Linked DNA regions of Homo sapiens: regions 2, 3 and 4 are each linked to region 1. The links are chromatin contacts, found by Hi-C or POLR2A ChIA-PET in ENCODE. All regions are on one chromosome and are shown on one strand. The core of a region is the stretch at or near the end of the contact, and the rest is flanking DNA. Distances in the headings are between cores, read along the strand shown. Region 1 holds the start of CERNA2 (competing endogenous lncRNA 2 for microRNA let-7b). Region 2 overlaps ZMIZ1 (zinc finger MIZ-type containing 1). Region 3 holds the start of ANXA11 (annexin A11). Region 4 holds the start of TSPAN14 (tetraspanin 14).

Region 1 (4,819 bases), core at 1-2,500:
GAATGTCTTTGAGTCGGCTTCCCATCTGTGAAATGGGCACAGGACTATCTCTCTCACAAGCCTGTATTGAGGCATGTATGAGAAGCCATCTGCACCAAGGTGCTCACACAGCTCTTAAAGGAGGTGGGGCCACAGGTGGACTTTGATGTTTAAGACAGTGATGAAATGAGAAGACACTTCAAGTACAGGGTCACCCTGAACAAGGCCTGGAAGAGAGGAGCCTCTGCCCAGGGCAGGCATGGGGGAAAGTCTGACCACAGGTGCAGGAGGCTCAGATGCCACCCATTCACTGGACACGTGACCTGGGCTGAGCCATGCGCTTGGCTCCAGGGACACAGAAGACACTGTGCCTCGCCTCAAGGAGCTCCTGTTGGTGGAGGAAGCTGTGCAGACAAGTGACTGTCTCACAGCATTGTAAGTGCTGTCTATACTGAAGGAAGGGGACGTAGGTTGCTCAGTCAGAAGGTGGGGGAGGGAGGGGACACTCTGCAGAGATGGAATAAGATTGGGTCGGAGATGGCCTGGCATGGTAGGCCAGGTCATGGTGGGCTTCCTGGACCAGCAGAGGAATCAGACTGGCAAAAGGGAGGCCGGGGGATCCTTCAGCCGGGTAGAGACTGATGACAGGAATGCTTTGGGCTCCTTTTCCATCAGAGTGGGTCTGAGTTCCCTTTAATAATGGTGCATGGGTGCCTGAACACTTGCTAGGCTCTGGCCTCAGATGGTGTCAGAGGGTTCAGAGCCCCTGGGCCTATGAGAGGTGGTGGGTAGGAGGAATATTTTTCGGAAGAAATTAGGATGTTTCCCATGCACCCTGATGAGCCTCTGCCTGGGCTGCTCTCAAACCTCCACTCCCAAACTGAGGGAAGAGAGATACCCTCTCATATTGTTTTATATTGTTTTATACTCAGTACCTCTTTTAAGAAAAAACAAGGAAGTAAAACCAAAGACAGGCAGCCCGGCGCCAGGCCTGAAACCAGGCCTGGGCCTGCCTGGACTAAACCCAGTAGTTAAAAATCAACTCATAACTTAAAAACCAATGTTATTCATAGATTCCAGACATTGTATAGAAGAACATTGTGAAACTCCCTGCCCTGTTCTGTTTCTCTCTGACCACCGGTGCATGCAGCCCCTGTCACGTACCGCCTGCTTGCTCAAATCAATCACGACCCTTTCATGTGAAATCTTTAGTGTTGTGAGCCCTTAAAAGGAACAGAAATTGTGTATTCAGGGAGCTCAGATTTGAAGGCAGTAGCTTGCCGATGCTCCCAGCTGAATAAAGCCCTGCCTTCTACAACTCAGTGTCTGAGAGGTTTTGTCTGCGGCTCACCCTGCTACATTTCTTGGTTCCCTGACTGGGAAACGAGGTGACTGACGGATGGCCGAGGCAGCCCCTTAGGCGGCTTAGGCCTGCCCTGTGGAGCATCCGTGAGGGGAACTCCGGCCAGCCTGAGTGACGTGATCCAAAGAGCGCTCCCGGGTAGGCAATTGCCCCAATGGAACGCCTTGCCAGAGCAGCGTGTAGCAGGCCCCCACGGAAGATTAACACAGTGGCTGAACACCAGGAAGGAACTGGCACTTGGAGTCCGGACATCTACAACTTGGTAAGACTAGTCTTTGGAACTTGCCCCACTCCATCTGAGTGGAAGCGTGGCCTGATCACCCACAGTGTGCCTGTATTGGCATTTTGTTCTGGTTTTGACTTGGCTTGAGTTGGTAAGACTAGTCTTTGGAACTTGCCCTACTCCATCTGGGTGGAAACATGGCCTGATCACCCACGGCATGCCTGCATTGACACTTTTGTTCTGGTTTTGACTTGACTTAGATTGTGTGATACTTTGGTTTTAGTTTTGACCTGGCTTGGATTTCTGGATACTCTGATTTTGGTTTGGTGTAAACTGCAAAAGTGTGTGTGTGCCCTTTTTACCTGTTTTTTGTTTTGTGGTGTGTGTGTGGTGTGAACATGGTGTTTTGTCTTGAAGAAGCATGGGTCAGGCAAAAATAAGCCCACCCCACTAGGAACTATGTTAAAAAAAATAAAAATTTCAAGAAAGAATTTAAGGGAGATTACGATGTTACTGTGACACCAGGAAAACTTAGAACTTTGTGTGAAATAGACTGGCCAGCATTAGAGTGGGTTGGTCATCAGAAAGAAGCCTGGACAGGTCCCTTGTTTCAACGGTATGACACAGGGCAACCTGTAAGCCAAGGCACCCAGACCAGTTTCCATACATAGACAGTTACAGCTGGTTTTAGACCCCCTTCCCCTCCACAGTAGTTAAAAGAACAGCAGCATAAGCAGTTGGGAGAGGCAAGGAAAGACCAGCAGAGAAAAAAAAAAAAGAGGCCATCTATACCAATTCTAAGTTAATTTAGACTAAACAAGGTCTTATTAATAGCAAAGGATAATTGAAATCCCAAACTTACAAGGTTTTCAACAAAAGTGAAGTTTGCTAAAAGTTAACAGCATAACATATATTGTGGTAACTTCTAATCTTGTGGCCTTAGAGAGTCTAGTCCAAAGACATAAAGAAAGTTCGCTTTAAAAAAAGGAATGGTTATCTTCAAAAAAAAAAGCGGGGGGGAGGCAGAATTTATGTAAAAAGAGTGTTATATGGTAAATTCTTGTCCTGAAATAAATTAACTGGTTGTTTAAAGAAAAAAAATGTTTGTAATAAGTCAGAAAGTTGAGGCATGTTGAAGAATTGTCGGCGAAAGTTGTGAAAGAAAAAATGTTATAAAAAAATTTATGCAAAAAAGCCTCCTGAGTACTACTATTGAAGAAACAGTTTATGTGCAAGGTGTATAAAAATAGTAAAATATACCTTTGGTAAAAAGATTATAAGGAGGCATAAGAATGTGGATTTTTACCAACATTAAAAGGTTAAAAAATTATTGTTTTGAAAGTTTAAGCAAGTTTTAAAACTTTAATTGTAAAGAAAATTCTGTGTATAAACATATTAGCTAAAGTTAAAAAGGTATCATCCAGCTTTTCTGTGAACTGGACATTAAAGTAAAAATGCAACAGGTTTTTCTTAAAGCATCAACCTGCTCTTTAACAAAAATTATAAAAGGTTAAAAAGAGTCTATAAAATCTCACCTTATGGTCAAACATGAAAAATTGGATAAATATATCTACAAGGTTTTATTAAAATTAAGTTTAACATTAATAACACACTAATATAAAGGTAAAATTTAGCTTATCTGGTATAAAAATCATACAAGAAGCATTATTAAATATAAAATGGTGTTTAACTTTCTTTGGTCTAAAAACTAATAAAAATAGGTACTAAAGGAAACATTCCTTTTACTAGAGGATCATAGAAGTTAAAGACTTAAAACAAACTTTGGAAATTAAGACAGCATACCAAGATGCAAATGCCTGGTTGAAATGGATCAAATATTCCATCTGCACATTAAACAAAAGCAATTGTTATGCTTGTGCACATGGCAGGCCAGAGGCCCTGATTGTCCCCCTTCCACTAAGGTGGTCCTCCAGTCGACCAGGCGTGGGCTGCATGGTAGCTGTTTTCCAGGATTCTACAGCCTGGAGTAATAAGTCATGCCAAGCTCTCTCTGCTATATCCTGAAGTCCCTGAGGGTCAGCCCCCGAAGGCCATCCAGCTTCTGTCTCCCAACGCTAAGTTCACTTCTTGTCTCTCGTGGCAGGGAGGAGACTTAGCATTCCTTGGAGACCTGAAGGGATGCAGTGAGCTTAAGAATTTTCAAGAGCTTATCAATCAGTCAGCCCTTGTTCATCCCCGAGTGGATGTGTGGTGGTATTGTGGTGGACCTTTACTGGGCACTCTGCTGAATAACTAGAGTGGCACTTGTGCTTTAGTCCATTTGGCTATCCCTTTTACCCTGGCACTTCATCAACCAGAGGAAGAAAAAAATAAAATAAAATAAAAATCATAAAGTGAGAGAAGCCCCTTATAGGTCTTTCAACTCTCACATCTATTTAGATGCAATTGAAGCCCCGCAAGGAATACCAGATCAATTTAAAGCTTGAAATCAAATAGTTACAAGATTTAAATCAATATCTTGGTAGATGACAGTCAATAAAAATGCAGATTAGATAAACTACATCTATTACAACCAACAGCAATGAGCTTTTCATGAATTTAAAAGAAAAAATTGTGTTGGCCCCAGCCCTGAGGCTACCTGACCTGATGAAACTCTTTACACTCTATGTGTCAGAAAGAGAAAAAATGATAGTTGGAGTTTTAACCCAGACTGTAGGGCCCTGGCCAAGGCCAGTGGCCTATCTCTCAAAACAACTGATGGGGTTTCCAAAGGCTGGCCCCCATGTGCAAGGGCCCTGGCAGCAATGGCCCTGTTAGTACAAGAAGCAAATAAGCTAACTCTTAGGCAAAACCTAAAGTCCTCGTATGCTGTGGTGATTTTAATAAATACCAAAGGACACCATTAGCTAATGAATGCTAGACTAACTAGATACCAAAGCTTGCTCTGTGAAAATCCCCGCATAACCATTGAAGTTTGCAACACCCTAAACTCCGCCACCTTGCTCCCGGTATCAGAGAGCCCAGTTAAACATAACTGTGTAGAAGTATTGGACTCAGTTTATTCTCGTAGGCCCAACCACCGAGACCACCCTTAAACATCAGTAGACTGGGAGCTGTACGTGGATGGGAGCAGCTTTGCCAACCCTTGCAAAGTGACTCTGAAGAAGACGACAAGCCTTGTTCCGGTCACACCCGGAAGCTGACTGGTTCACGCATGGCCGAAGCATGAGGAAACTCATCGCGGGAATAATTTTCCTTAAAATTTGGACTTGTACAGTAAGGACTTCAACTGA
Region 2 (4,819 bases), core at 1,625-4,124, 4.9 Mb after region 1:
AGTGACCCAGAGGAACACGCCTCCCACAAACATGAGGAGAACCACGTAGAGCAGGAAGGGTAGCTCATGTTTGCTCAGGGGCGATGAGATCCCAGCACTGTGCTCAAGGTGCTGGCTGGAATGAGCTCTTTAATCCTCCCACAGCCCTAGGGGATGAGTACTAGTCTCCGGTTCTACAGATGAGGAAACTGAGGCTTAGACAGGGTGAGAGGTCCCGGTGTGTGGAGAAGACAGGAGAGGAGGGGGACAGACGTAGGGAGCAAGCTTGGGAGGGCACCTTTGTGGGGTGAGGGCCTCTCGCTCCTAACAGTGGGGAGCCACAGGAGGGCCATCCCATCCCCACCTGGAAACCCCCAATTCAGTGCAGTGCCCAGTCTTCACCTCCTCGATCTCTACAATGGCCACAAGTCCCCAGCAAGCCCCTCCCCTTTTGGCCCCCCAGCTTCCTGTGCCTTCTCCCTGCGCGTGGTCTGTTCCCCAGGATGGTCTTCCGGCCTTGCGCCTGAAGGCTGTTCTGTCTCCCAGTACCCATCCCGACACCAAGGACACCGTGGGTGCCAGGACCTAGGGTTTGACAAGAAGCCGTGTGTTGGCTCCTGGGACCCTTCCCCAGCTCCCAGAATTTCCTCTCAGCGAGGGGTTCTCCAGGCACCCTTTGGGCACCTGAAAGCCAAGGCTGGACTCACAGTCCTTATTCTGCAAGCCCACTCTCACTAGGATGGCTGGACCCCAAGGGCCACCTCAACATGGCTCGACTCACAGACCCTCTGCCCAGAAATGCAGGGGCTCACAGACCCTGACAAACTATGGGTAGACCTCAAGGAAGAAGTCCTTGTGCAAATCACTGGCGGGCTTCAGAAGTCCAGGGTGCAGACTCTCACCTCTCATTCCCCAAGAGGGAAATGAAAGTGGGCACGTGGGTGCCGGCCACGCTTACTTCCTCCAGAGCTGACACATGCTAGGACCTCCCTGATGGCTGCCGGAGGGACAGCCAGGCAGCTTCTCTCTGGGACAGACAAGTGGCAAGCACACTTGTGCCCCTCTGTCCCCTGACCTTCTCAGGCTCTCCTGTTACAGTGGCCATGCTGGAAGGAGGGATAAGCCCCCAGATGGCACCACCCTCCACAGGGCACAGCAAGGTCTCCAGCTGCAACACAGGGCAAGGACAGGCAGGAGTACTGTACAGATGAGAAAACTGAGGCTCAGACAGAAGGGGGCTGGTGGTGGAGCTGGGTGGAGAGAACCCAGTCTCGGGCTCAGGAACTTGAGGGGAACCTAATGCCCAGCCAGTTTTGGAACTAAGCCCATGCTGCGAGGGGATGAATCCACCTGACAGTGATGAAAGCTGCCAGCTACTGAGACGTTACTATGGGCCAGATACCAACCTAAGCGCCTTTTAGCCCCATCTCATTTACTCCCCACTGCAACCCTGCCAGGCAGGGACAAGTAGCTCTACTGCACTGATCAGGAAACAGAGGCTCAGAGAACCTTGGTGACTTACTCAAAGTCACCTGGTAAATGACAGATGTGGGTTTCATAATTACTGTCTGACACTGGCTTGGGAAGGACACCGGGTGGCCCCATTTTAAGAGCCCCGGGTAGTTGGGCAGGGAGGTCCCTCGTGCATTGGGGGGAAAGGGAGAGGAGCAGTCACCAGAGCTGCCAACAGGGTAGGCCCGCGGGCCACAGAGTGACCACTTCAGGCACAGCACTGCCAACAGATCTTTCTACCATGATGGGAACATTCCACCACTGCACTGTCCAATCTGGTAGCCACTAGCCCGTGAAATGTGACTACTGTGACTGAGGAACTGAAAACTTCATTTAATTTTACTAATGTACATTTAAATACATGTGTGGCTGCTATACTGGACAGCACAGTAAATCCCACGCTGCTCCTTACAAGCAGGGACCTCAAGAAAGGCAGGCACCCCTCACATCACACAGACAAGCTGGGGAGCCAGAGCTGGGCCAAGACCTCGAGCCTTTCAATTCCTGCCTGGGTGACCAGGGCCGCCATGTCCTCATGCTCCGGGCTGGCCATCTGACAGACATTTACGCAGCACCCAGCGTGGATGCAAGTCACGAACCGCCTGTCCTTCAAGTCAGTGTAGTGGGCTGACACCCAGGTGGGCAAGGGATGACAGGAAGCTACTGATGTACAGCGCTGGATCCTGGATGTGCACAGGAGCTAAGGACCGCAAGGAGACAGTGGCCCCGGACGCTGGGTGTGGGGATCCAGGGAAAGCTTCCTGGGCCATGCCATGGCATTAGAGCTGGGCCTGGAAGCAGCAGAAGTGAGAGGCAGGAAAAAGGGCTCCTTGGGCTTCCTTTTTCCTTCCTCTCTGAAACATGCCCCCCATTTTTTCACAGTCCTGGCCTCCCACACACAGGGGTTGAACCAGACCTTGCTAAATCTTCTGCGCACAGTGAAGCTGCCCATCAGATCATAAGCTCTTGGGAGGCAGACAGGGAGCTGGTAAATCACTAGTGCCTCAGGCTCTGACCCAGGGAGCAGGGATTCAACACTGGAGCCCTGGGAGGGTGGGAGACCAACTCTGCAAGCCCAGAGACTACCCGCTGGCACCCATCCACTCCAGTCCCAGCCCCAGGGAAATGCACACATTGATTTAAAGCCTCCTGGGCCTGGCTAGAATCCCCCGAGGGACTAGGGAGAGACTCCACAAACAGGACTGCCTCTCTTTTCCAGGAGAGCAGAGGACTGTTGTGGGGAGGTCTGGACAAGCTCCATCCAGTTCCCGGAGCTCCTCAGAAGGCAGAGCTGGCTGCCCTCGCCCCCCACCATGGGCAACCACAAAACAGGAACCCTGAAACAAGACGAGGCTTTCCATTGCGTCAGCAGGGGCAGGGACATTCCCACAGCAGGACGCCGACCTCGCACTACTCCCAACTTCTATGCCCGATTCCTGCCTGCTACTCAGCAGCAGCCCTGCTCCTAGAAGCAGGAGGAGTCCCAGTGCCTCTGAGGCTCCAAAGCCTTTGATGGCTCCCCACTGCCCTGAAGGTGTTGCAGCAGCCTCACTCAACCTCTCCTCGAGCTCCTGCTAACCTCCCCCCTGCCATCTGGAGGGACATCCTCCTTTCTCATCAAGCGCCATACCTCTCCTGGTTTCCAAGCCTTCGCAGCTACTAGTCCTCCCACCCAACAGTCCTTTCTCATCCTGCCCATTTCCAAAATCAAGTTTCACCTGGGAAGTGTTTCAGGCCGCTCCAGCCTGAAAGTCACCATTTTCCCCTCTTCCTTCTATAGCTCTTGGGGTGTAGAGCATAGGCCTCTGTTCATCTAATTCTCTCTTGCCGTGCTGCACCCTAATATTTCCCACTGCACACCCAGATGCGGGTGGTGGCACCCAAAGACATGGCCCAAGCTTCTTTCTCACTTTCCTCTCTCCCCACCTCTCTGGCACAGGGCTGGTATTGAGGCCCTGGAGTGGAGTCTACCTTTTAGAGATGAGATAAAGATGAGGCAGAGATGAGACACTCAGGCCCCCAGAGGGGAAGTGACTTGCCAAAGGTCACACACTAATTTGGCACCAGACTACAGATACAATCACTTCAGGGCTAGTGTTGGGAGCCATGATTCTACCAATAGCATCAGAATTATCTGGGGAGCTTTACAAGCCAAATCACAGGGGCCGGGCCTCCCCTCAGACCCAACAACTCTCCAGGGTGGTTTGGGAGCCTCAGTCTCAGAAAATGTGAGTGTCCTGGCTAAATCCCCTGTTCTCCATTCACCCAGTACACACAAAGCAGCACCACTGCCCCAGGCCAGGCACTTCTAAGGCCTGGCCTCACCCTACGGGGGGTGGGAGCAGTTGGGGAACCCAGCAGGGTCTCTGCGGCTTAGAGAAGCCCCAGGGTGGCTCTAAGGAGAAGTCAGGGCCATGGCTGGGGCTACTGAGAGGGAGGAAAAGGGTCATACTTCCTGAGCCTGGCCAGGCAGGGGGACAGCAGACTGCCTGCTTGGCCCACCCAGGGGTCCTCACGCCCAGTACTCTGGGTGATGGGGGTAGCTCCCAGCTCTGTGCATCAGTTTGGAAAGGCACACAGCCCATCAGATCCTGGGGAACAAGGACACTGTGAGCTTCCCCGAGGGACTCACTATGGGTCCTGGAAGGGCTCCCCGGAAAGGCCTCATCAGTGCCCCGCCCCTGACCATTTTCTCCCTCTAGAGGACTGGAAACCTGAGAGTGTCGCCAAAGGTCCTCGCATCCCTCAAGCTGCCCTGATGGGCCTTGAAGAACCCTCTTTCTGGTGTGCGGGGGTCCCTGCAGAAAGCCACCGCATTTTCAGACCTCCCACTTCAGTCAGGTCAGGGCCATGGGAGCTGGAGGCGGCAGCAAGGCCTGCTGCTGGGGGAGTGGGCACCTCAGGACACAGGGACAAGGCCACAGGAAGCTAACCCTCACCTCAGGGCTGGAGCAGGAAACCAGGCAGCAGGCACAATGAAATCATAAACCACACGTTCCCACTGGGAGACTGGGATTTGCAGTGGGCTGGGAGAGGGCATTGGCTCCATCCATGGCCTCTCCTGCCATGTGACCTTGGGGCAGGAAGTCCCTTCGGCCCTCCGGCCAGTGGGCTGGCCTTCCTTCCCTGCCTGTGGTGTCTGGCCAGGGAGCTCCCTGGGAAGCTGGAAGTGCTTCGAGGGTGGAGGCCTTGTTTTTCCCTTTGCAGGCTCCCTCGTGAGGCAGCTGCTGCTCTGCCAGGCCCTGGGAGAGTTTCCTCCTGCAGCCGAGGCTTGGGGAAGGAGGGCGAGGGAGGCCCAGCAGATGCTCTGTGACACGGTGTGGCGGGG
Region 3 (4,819 bases), core at 812-3,311, 4.0 Mb after region 1:
CTCCCCAGGAAATTCACACAGATTTCTTGGGGGCTTCACACCCGCGCCCCCAGTCCCGCCATCTCCTACGCCGCAGCAGGCGCCCCCACCAGGGTAATAACCCACTCTGAGAGTCTCTGGTGGTGCCTCTGATCCTCTGCTCTTCTGTTCCAGGCAGCGTTTTCTCCGAGCGGCTCTGGAGACTTTGGCCTGAGTTTCACCCTCACTCGCCGACTCATGTCCAAAAAATGCAGTCCAGCCCCGAAAGAGAGCCGCGCCTGCTGGTGGGGGTAGGGGGTGTTGGAGCGGCCACGGAATATGACTGAGCGCCCGGGGCCCGTTGTGAGGCCGGGGCCAGGCTGTCCCAAGGCACCGTTCCTGCCCGGCACCAGCACACCTGCCCAGACAGGGAGAAGGTCGGAGCCTCCCCTCCAGTCCTTCCGGATTTTATTGTTCAGAGCGACTTTAAAACGCAAATCGGGCCGGGCGCGGTGGCTCACGCCTGTAATCCCAGCACTTTGGGAGGCCGAGGCGGGCGGATCATTTGAGCCTAGGAGTTCGAGAACAGCTTGGCCAACATAGTGAAACCCCGTCTCTACTAAAAATGAAAATTAGCCGGGCGTGGTGGTGGGCATCTGTAGATCCAGCAACTCAGGAGGCCGAGGCAGGAGAATCGCTTGAACCCGGGAGGCGGAAGTTGCAGTGAGCCGAGATCGCGCCACTGCACTCCAGCCTGGGCGACAGATCGAGACTCCGTCTCAGAAAAAAAAAAAAAAAAAGGAAAATCGAACCAGCAGCTTGTTTGTAACAGCCAAACATAGGCAACAACCTAAATGTCCTTCAGTAAGGAGCTAGGTAATGAAGAATGGTGAAGCGCACGATGGCGCGCAGTGTGCAGTGGATGGGAAGAACCAGGTCTGTTCAGGAGCACTTGTATGGAAAGACCCTCCAAGATATAGTGAGTAAAAAAACATGTTGCAGAAAAGTACTGCAATATCGTTTTGTAAACAATACGTTTATGTAAACACACACACACAGTGTTAAAGAGAGATATTTGGAAGGACACACCTAAGAGTGGGCTGGGGGAGTGGAGGGAAGAGTGAATCTCAATTTTTACTCATTTTTTGAATTTTTTATTTTTAGTTTTTTAGAGACTGGGTCTCACTATGTTGCCCAGGCTAGTCTGGAAGCCCTGTCTTCAAGCCATCCTCCTGTCTTGGCCTTCCAAAGTGCTGAGATTACAGGCGTCAGCCACCACTCATTAAAAAAAAAAATTGTATACCTACCATATATGCATATATTACCTGGGTGACCTTTTAAAAATATGCTTTATTTTTAGAACATCTTTAGATTTACAGAAAAAGTGTGAATACAGGGAATTCTCATAAACCCGGGCTTTTCCTATTATTAACATCTTAAGTCATTTTTATATCTCCGTGGGTTCCTCTTGGCTGTGACAGTGTCCTAGACTTTCCTTGTTTTTGATGACCTTGCTAGTTTTCAGGAGTACTGGTCATGTATATGGCAAGGGCCTCAATTGATTTGTGATGTTTTCCTCATGATTACAGTGGGGTTAGGTGTTCTTGGGAGGAAGACCACAAGCGGTGCATGCAATCAGTATGATTTACCCCTGTCGAGGTCACCTTGACGGCTGGGTGGTTTGTCAGGTTTCTCCACGATAGTCACTGACCGCTCCCTTCCTCACATACTGTGCGTGACCTTCCCCCCTCCACCACCACCGAGTGTTGCTATAAAGGAAATGCGTTTGACCTTTTCAGTGTAAAAAGTTTTCTCGACCTTAAAGAGAGTCACTAACCGACGCACACGGGGCTGGAGAGGACTTAGGAAATGCCCACCCCTGCAGGAGGGCGAATGCGGCTCTGCGCGGCACTGGGCGCCGCAGGGGTTAGGGGCGGCAGAGGGACCTCCGGAGCCCGAGACTTCCTGGAGCAGCTCCGCAGCCGGAAGGCTGCTGCTCCTCGCGGGCCCGCCGTGCCCAGTCCTCATCTTGGGGGCGGGGCCGCGCTCAGGCCCCGCCCCTCCCTTGCACTGCCTCTGGCACCTGGGGCAGCCGCGCCCGCGGAGTTTTCCGCCCGGCGCTGACGGCTGCTGCGCCCGCGGCTCCCCAGTGCCCCGAGTGCCCCGCGGGCCCCGCGAGCGGGAGTGGGACCCAGCCCCTAGGCAGAACCCAGGCGCCGCGCCCGGGACGCCCGCGGAGAGAGCCACTCCCGCCCACGTCCCATTTCGCCCCTCGCGTCCGGAGTCCCCGTGGCCAGGTGAGTGAGGGTCCCGAGCCGGCTGGGGGCCTGGGACCAGGCGGCGGCAGTGCACCGCGGCGCCGCGGGTGAGGCCCGGGGCTGCCTGGCGCCCAGCCCAGCGCGGCCCTGCGGCTTCCTGGTTGCACTACAGGCGTGGGGGTGGGGGGCAGGGGAGGGCGTCGGCGGGTCGCGGGCGGGCCGTGTCGGCCTGGCAGCCCCCTAGATCAGCCTCGGCGTCTGGGGCTGCTCCCTCATGTGTGGTCGGGGTGCACTCGCCGTCCCCCCGGGCTCAGGGGTCGGGGTCTCAGTCTGGGCCTGGGTAGGGCCAGGGGCCGTGACCCTGGGCGCAGGAGGCAACGGGTGGCGGGAGGGGTGCCGGAGGCCCGGCCCCGCAGCCCTGCGGAGCCCTCCAGGGTGCGCGCGCCCTTCTAGGCGAGGCTTGGGGAGATTAAGCAGAGAAGGCTATCTTCAGGAACTTTCCTCCGAAACTGGGAGCACGCACATTCCTGGGAGCTGCTACCATTGCAGTTTATTTGTAAGGAACTCTCCCCAGTGTTTGAGGGAATGCGGGAGCCATCCCAGGTGCTGTGCGTGCCTTCGCCCCTTCCCCAACCTTGATCCCCAGTTTCAGGAAGGGATTCCTGGACTTGTATCTCCCATGGGTGCAGGCCAGGCCCTTAAGACTTAGGTAAAATGGTCTGTTGGTTTAAAGGAGACACGCGAAGTTTGTTACCTAGAGACTTTGGAGGGGAAAAGTTAAGCCAGCCAGTGCTAGCCCAAGCTGGAAACAGTCAGCCCGGGGCATTTCTGTCTCTGCCCTCCAATCCTTGACCTCTCTGTAGAGATTCGGCGTTTGTGGTAGCTCTCCCCTCTGTTCTCTGCGCTGGGCATGGAGTGGAGCTGTGAGGCCGAGCCCCTGCCCTGCCCTGCCCTGCCCTGCCCACGCAACAGGGACTAGGTTTGCAGGGCAGGGCCTGGTATGCTCACCCTTCACTGGCTCTCATTGCTTTCCTCATTCCTTTTATGCGGCAGTCAATTGTTGGGGATTCCAGGGGATTAACAGGGCCCCTTTCCTCAAGGCATTCTTTGTGCTGCAAGGTGTTCCCTGATAAGAGAGGCCAGGTGAGGTGCCAGGGCAGTTTGTTGCCCTGGCATTGGGTGCCCACTACTTCAGGCTCCTGCATACCTTGCTATCTTTTCTTTGACTATTGTCTGTGCTTTGGTTTTTCATCTGTAAAATGGGGGTAATAGTAATCCCTGCCTCACAGGCTTGTGAGATTCAGTGCATTCATTTATTTAATAACAATACAGAGCTCAGGTACGGACCAGTCAGAACAGGTGGTGACTGCTGCACCACACTTGTGTATCCCAGATGGGTGTCACCCACATTAGCCATAAAGTGTGTGAGGCAGGCCTGGGTCATAAATAATCAGGTGTAAGGGTCAATAAATAGTAGCAGTGGAAGGTTCAGCTAAAGTTGAAATGCACTTCTCCTGAACCGTCTTTCTGGCTTAGCTCATGCTAAGCTCATGCTCTCTGTCTTACTGGAATGCCCTCCCTCCCCTGTCTGGCCTAGCATTCTCCACCCTCCTGGGAGCCATCCGGGTGCCTGCTCCCAGCAGGAGGGACGGGATATGCTCTGAGCTCACTCAGCCCTTCTGGCACTGACTCGGTTCTCATCTCTCGCCTTGCATAGTATTTGTGTGGCGGTGTGGCTTATCGCTGCCCTGTCCTCTGACTCTGGAGGGTGGGGGCTGTTTCTGACTTACCTCTTGGTGGCAGCACTCAGGATGGGCCTTGCCTAATGTAGGTGCTCAGAAAATTAGTTGTCGTTAGTTGAACAACAGAGACAGCACAGGGAAGTGGTTTCCCTGTGGTTAAAATATAGGACCTTGAAGGCTGGGTTTGGATAGAGAAACGTGGGGAGGGTGAGATGGAGATGAATTGGGACTAAGAGGTGGGAGTGGAAGCCTCACCTGACGCCTTTATGCATGATACTATAGAAAGGGCCCACCCTGGGTGGATGTGTCTAGAAGGCCAGGATCGATTAGTGATGCCTAGTTCACGTGATTGGGGAGGTGATGTGTGGCTTGGGATGACAGGAGTGGGAGTTGAGACAGAATAGGTTAGTGTGGGTTCTTCTTGGAAATTGTAGAATAGAGAAAAGAAACTGGTGTGGGCAGGAGCTGAATGTGGAACCAAAATGCATGCTGAATGCTGGAACATCAGAGGTCCTGGGACCTTTCTGGTGCACCCCCTCCTTCCTCCTGGATTCACCCCTCTTCTTCTGCTGTCTTTTTTTTTTTTTTTTTTTTTGAGACAGATTTCGCCCTGTCACCCAGGCTGGAGTGCAGTGATGCAATCTTGGCTCACTGCAACCTCCGCTCCCTGGGTTTAAATGATTCTCCTCCCTTGGCCTCCCGAGTAGCTGGGATTACAGGCATGCACCACCATGCCCGGCTAATTTTTGTATTTTTAGTAGAGACGGGGCTTCACCATGTTGGCCAGGCTGGTCTTGAACTCCTGACCTCAGGTGATCTGCCTGCCTCAGTCTCCCAAAGTGCTGGGATTACAGGCATGAG
Region 4 (4,819 bases), core at 1,239-3,738, 3.7 Mb after region 1:
AGCCATCACGCCCAGCCATCACAGCTGTTTTCAAGGATTAAATGAGTTATTACAAGTCAAACTTCTAGGGTGTAAGTCTCAATAAACTCACATTAGTATCACTATGAAATAATCTTGTCCTTCACTAAATTTTAAGCCAGCAAAGGTTTCCCAGGCCTGGCACAATGCCACTTTGCAGGCACTGCTAAAAGGAATTCTACCTCAGTTGAAGTTAAATGGGTCAAATTCCTGAGCACATGGTGGCATAGAGTGAGGCCTCAGGAAATAGTTCCAGAACCCAGGGCTTTCCTGCTCCCCGGCCTCCATGGGAACTTCACTTCACTGCCGCCACAACCTTCAGGGCAGAGCCATCTCCTCTCCCACTTCATACTGCCACTTCCTACATGAGAAGGACCTTCACCAGTCCTCAGAGACTAGCACAGCTGCCCAGCTGGTGAAGGGGACAATTCCCTGGGCAGCCAACCATTCTGCAGCTCCATGCCCTTTCTTCCTGGGGCAGCCACAAACCTTCAGAAGCACCCATGGGCTCAGACCCCCCCCACAACCCCGTCTCCCTAAATGATCCTGCTACGCTGAGATCAAGCTCAGATCAATAAACACTACTGAGCACCTATGCCATGTCCAGCCTGGGTTCTAAGACCACACCAAGTTCATAGCTGGTGAGGGACTTTCCAGACTTGGAATAGTGCCTGCAACAATGCCTCGCACCCCACAGAAATCTCAACCATGCTTTGTTAACTAAACTGAGGATGACATTAGGTGGCCCAAGCAGTGGAGTTCAGAGATGTGGGGATGGATATATCCAGAGTCTCCAACTGAAGTTGGGGTGCAACACAATGAGAAGGAAAGGGAAAATACATCTGGTGGCCCTGGGTTTCCAGGGCCTGTCACTATAACGTTAGGGATCGGAGTGGGATCAGACTGCGCGTGGTGGCTCACACCTGTAATCCCTGTGCTTTGGGAGGCTGAGGTGGGAGGATCACTTGAGCCCAGCAATTTGAGGCTATGATCACACCAGCAGCTAAGGGGATAGAAGGGCATACAGGGCCATTATGGTGGAGTCTGGGCTTCATTCTGGGGGTGCCAGGGCCCAGGAAGATCCCTGGAAAGACGGCCGCCCCCACCAACCACTCGGCTAGCTGAAATGTGGCAAGGACATAGGGGTGCTCCGATGGCCTGTCCCCAGGTTTCCCTTCACAAATAGAGAAGGGTGGCCGGAGCACTCAGCAGGCACTAACTGCTTCTGGACTTCAAGGTCAAGGGGCAAGGGGAAGGCTACTTTTGAGGATTTGGCAGGCCACTCTCTCACTAGCCCAAGAGCAACTCCCTCTCGGAAGGGAGGAAGATCCCCTGGAGAGCAGACCACTGCCAAGAGCACACCTGCAGAGGCTCCAATACAATGCTCTGCACAGCCGCCCAGCACCGCCTGACCTCCCGGATAGCAGCGCCAGCACAGCCAACGAGTGTGTGACACCGCCGCACTCACCACCGCTCTGCGCCCAGCCCCAGGCCAGTACCCGGGCCCACGACTTCCCCCGACTCCCCCTAGCACGGACTGTTTCTCGCCGGAGATCAACTTTAAGTCCCCAAGACAAGTGCTCCTGCGGTCCCAGGGCCAAAGTCCCTCCACACACCCTCACACAGGCACTTCCTACCCACCCGCACCCCACCCCTGGGGGTGGAGGAGAAGCAGCAGCGGCCCGGGACAAGCACAGTCCGCAGCCACAAACCTCACTCTACCAGAACTCCGGCTAGGTCAGGGGTCAGGCTTTGCTCCCAAACACAACCCCACACGACTAACGCGGAGAAGCTGGGTCACCGCCTACTCAAACTCCGGCCGTCCCAAACCCAAGCCGGGCAGAGTGGGACCCACGGCGGCGTGGGAGACTGAGCACAACCACGGCGGGGCAGGAGGAAGGGGCGGCCCGCCCCGGCCTACGCCCACCCCCACCCCGGACCCGATCTCCTGGGAGCCGAGGGTGGGTGACTGAGCCGAAAGGGTGGCCCATCCCCGAGCTCGCTGCTGGGGACGAGAAGCAGAGCCCCGAGCAGCAGCGGCCGTCCAGGCTCCCGTCGCCCTCACCCCGCCCGGCACGGGCGCGCACTCGCCGGGGCGCGCTGATGGGGCGAGGGCTACCGAACCAGGAGTGCCGGCCCCGGGCCCGCCGCGGCTCTCGTCCGCGCGGCGCCGGAGTTCGGCTCAGCGGGGTCCCGGCGGAGGCCTCCAACCTCTAGCGAGCAATCCTGGCAGACAAAGCCAGCGCCGCCCGCGGGGCCGCTCCTGGGCAGGCGGGGAGGGAGGCTGAGGGGCCAAACAGGGACCTAAGGAGCAGCCCTCGCCCCCGGAGAACGCTCGGGGAAGTCGGCCTCAGACAAAGAAAGGGGCAGGGCCCGACGCCCCAGCCAGGTCTCCGCGCTCTACTCACCCGCGCGCGGCGGCGGCAGCGGCGGCGCGGCCCGGCTCGGCCGAGGAAGTTAGAGCAAGTTCCGCGGCGCGGGGCGGGAGGGCGCGACTCGGGCCGTCCGAGCGGCGGGGGCGGGGCGCGGAGGGGCGCGGAGGGGCGGGGCCGGAGGCGCGGCGCCTGCCGTCTGCCGAGGAAGGGGCGCCGCTTCCCTGCGCCGCCCGGTGCGGCCCCGGGCGCCTGGGCCCGCCCTGGCCCCGCCCCTCCCCCAGCCGCCTCGCCCCTCCCCCACCGCACCCCGCCTCCCGGCCCGCGCGGCACCGGGGACCGCGAGGCCGGGTCGCCGGCCCGCCCCTTTGTCCCGCTCTGGGCGGTGCCGGAGGCTTGGGGCGGCCCCGGTCCGCGCCCTCCCAGTGGGTGCGCGGCGCAGGCCGGGCCTGGCCCGGGGCCGGGCACTTGTAGCCGCCGGGAGCGCTCTGAGCCGTTGCGCTGCGCAGACGCCGCTCTGGCCTTGTCGGAGCCGAACCTGGGAGAAGCACGAGCTGTGGGAGGCGGCGTCTCGAGGGATACACGGGATGACCGTGGAGAGCGGGCGAAGGATTAGGAAAATGGCTGTGGTGGAGATAAGAGGCGTTCCTGCCCGGCTTTGGAGCCTGGGGGCGGGGGTAGTCTTCAATCAAAAGAAGGATGGGGAAAAGGTTTTTATTTCTTTGTAAACCAAGGAGTAAGGACACGCTCCTTCTGGCCTTGGTGCTAAAAATACCAAGCTTTCTTTGGATCGTGGCTGAGATTTCTTCCTAACCTTTACGCTAAAGAGGTGGCTGGGACGATTCTTGTGGTGTAGGGGGGTTTCCAGGGACAGCCAGGGGTGGCGCCCCTCTTTGGATCGTGGCTGAGATTTGTTCCTCACCTTTACGCTAAAGAGATGGCTGGGACGATTCCTGTGGGGTAGAGGGGTTTCCAGGGATAGCCAGGGGCGGCTCCCCAGCCTCAGCCTCCCTACCTGTAGAATGAAGCATGCCACACCTCTGTTTCTTAAACTTATTCGGTGGCTGAGGGCCGAGTGGTCTTCTCTGTTGAGTAACACCAAACAGGGATCTATTAAAACTGGGCTAAGACTGGTTGCCACATGCCAGTACAAGCAACCAACAGGTTAATTCCAATGGAAGGAGGAAATCTTGAAATGGAGACTGTTCAGTCCATTCCCAGGTTTGTTTGGGTTGTTTTTTGAGCTAAGGTATCGCTTTGTCACCCAGGCTGGAGTGCAGTGGCATGACCATGGCTCACTGCAGCCTCGACCTCCCGCCTCAGCTTCCCCAAGTAGCTGGGACCACAGGTGCAGGCCACCACACCTAGCTAATTTTTTTTTTTTTTTTTTTGTAGAGACGAGATCTTGCTGTGTTGCCAGTGATGGTCTTAAATTCCTGGGCTTAAGCAATCCTTCCGCCTCTGCCTCCCAGAGTGCTGGAATTACACGCATGAGCCACGGTGCCTGGCTAATTTTATTTGTTTGTTTAATTAAGAGGGATGCAACCTGTCTGTGACAGCCCAGGCAGCTCTGGAAACTCCCTGGGAACCTGTCCATTCATTCAGCAGATAGTGAGTGTTTGTCTGAGTGCCTGATAATATGCCAGGCCCTGTGTGCATGGTGGGATACTTCAGTGAACAAGACAGCTGAGGCCTTTTGCCCAATAAAGTTAATTTTTAGTGGAGAAGACAAATACATAATCACAAGTTGAAGTAAAGGCTGGGACAAAAACAAGGGGCTAGAATAGAGAATAAAAGCTACCTTAGATGAAGCAGTCAGGGAAAGTGAGGAGGCGATGCTGAAATTGAAGTCAAAAGAGTAAGGAGTTAGCCTTGGGAAAAGTTGGGCAGAGACATTCCTCGCTGAGAGCAGTAGGTGCCTTTTCAGGGTAAGTTCTGGATGGGTCAGGGAACTGAAAGAAAATCAGTGTGGCTGAAGTTTTAAGCCTAGGGGAAGAGGCCCAGGATGGAGTGAGAAGGTGGGTGGGGGCCAAAGCATGCAGGGCCTGTGGGCTGTGTCAAAGAATGGAGACTTTGTTGAGCCTTGGAAGGGTTTTATGCAGAAGACTAACATGTTCTGATTTAAGGCTGTGTGTGGGTGTCAGGCAAAAATAAAAGCAGGGAGCCAATTAGGCTTGCCACAATCCAGGCCAAAGATGATGGTGGTTTGAACCAAAGTGGTGGTCATGCTAAGATGAGTAGTTGAGAGATGCTATTTTGGACTTAAGAGGACACATTGATAGGAAGGACATGGGGGCAGGAAATGGAGAAACCAAAGATAACTCAAGTTTCTGGCTGGGGTAAGTGGGTGGATAGTGCTTCATTTATTGGATCAAAAAGCATGAACCACATCTCAGGGAGTTACATCAGGAATTCTGTTCAAGCCACAT

Evidence for each region. A loop is a pair of places that touch in the nucleus more often than their neighbours do. ChIA-PET counts read pairs that join two places held with the same protein, here RNA polymerase II (POLR2A). Pooled maps may share reads with other maps.
Region 2: a map with no recorded cell type shows a loop between it and region 1 (11-fold over the local background). The contact joins the enhancer-like site here to the promoter of CERNA2 in region 1. A Hi-C loop is called at or near these places in 7 of 37 single-sample maps with no recorded cell type and 3 of 50 pooled maps. POLR2A ChIA-PET finds 5 or more read pairs at or near these places in 1 of 52 experiments (GM12878).
Region 3: a loop to region 1 is called in a map with no recorded cell type, with 6 times the contacts of the local background. The contact joins the promoter of ANXA11 here to the promoter of CERNA2 in region 1. A Hi-C loop is called at or near these places in 5 of 37 single-sample maps with no recorded cell type and 2 of 50 pooled maps.
Region 4: a loop to region 1 is called in a pooled map, with 7 times the contacts of the local background. The contact joins the promoter of TSPAN14 here to the promoter of CERNA2 in region 1. A Hi-C loop is called at or near these places in 7 of 37 single-sample maps with no recorded cell type and 4 of 50 pooled maps. POLR2A ChIA-PET finds 5 or more read pairs at or near these places in 1 of 52 experiments (OCI-LY7).

What each region holds. Positions count from the first base shown.
Region 1 is chr10:84,168,507-84,173,325 of GRCh38, reverse strand. It overlaps CERNA2 (competing endogenous lncRNA 2 for microRNA let-7b), which reads left to right and starts at 1,250. Exons shown (of 2, transcript NR_134505.1): 1 at 1,250-1,604; 2 at 4,597-4,819. RefSeq lists enhancers at 6-55, 876-1,115, 1,466-1,515, 1,430-1,931.
Region 2 is chr10:79,246,631-79,251,449 of GRCh38, reverse strand. All of the region lies in intron 7 of ZMIZ1 (zinc finger MIZ-type containing 1), which reads right to left. Among named protein-coding and RNA genes, the nearest start is that of PPIF, 98 kb to the left of the region's middle. RefSeq lists enhancers at 779-858, 2,269-2,318, 1,568-2,481, 2,482-3,396, a cis regulatory region at 2,603-3,103 and a silencer at 4,089-4,158. Within about 2 kb of position 2,874, at least 28 of the 41 ENCODE cell types and tissues checked have a DNase peak (open chromatin) inside an H3K27ac peak, as active enhancers do; they include GM12878, where a contact is called at or near this core.
Region 3 is chr10:80,202,779-80,207,597 of GRCh38, reverse strand. It overlaps ANXA11 (annexin A11), which reads left to right and starts at 2,061. Exons shown (of 16, transcript NM_145868.2): 1 at 2,061-2,255. RefSeq lists enhancers at 1-421, 1-651, 422-1,063, 3,703-3,782, 4,283-4,372 and a silencer at 1,838-2,717.
Region 4 is chr10:80,451,979-80,456,797 of GRCh38, reverse strand. It overlaps TSPAN14 (tetraspanin 14), which reads right to left and starts at 2,488. Exons shown (of 9, transcript NM_030927.4): 1 at 2,427-2,488. RefSeq lists enhancers at 1,373-1,422, 1,453-1,712, 1,662-2,179, 2,923-3,132 and a silencer at 1,843-2,892.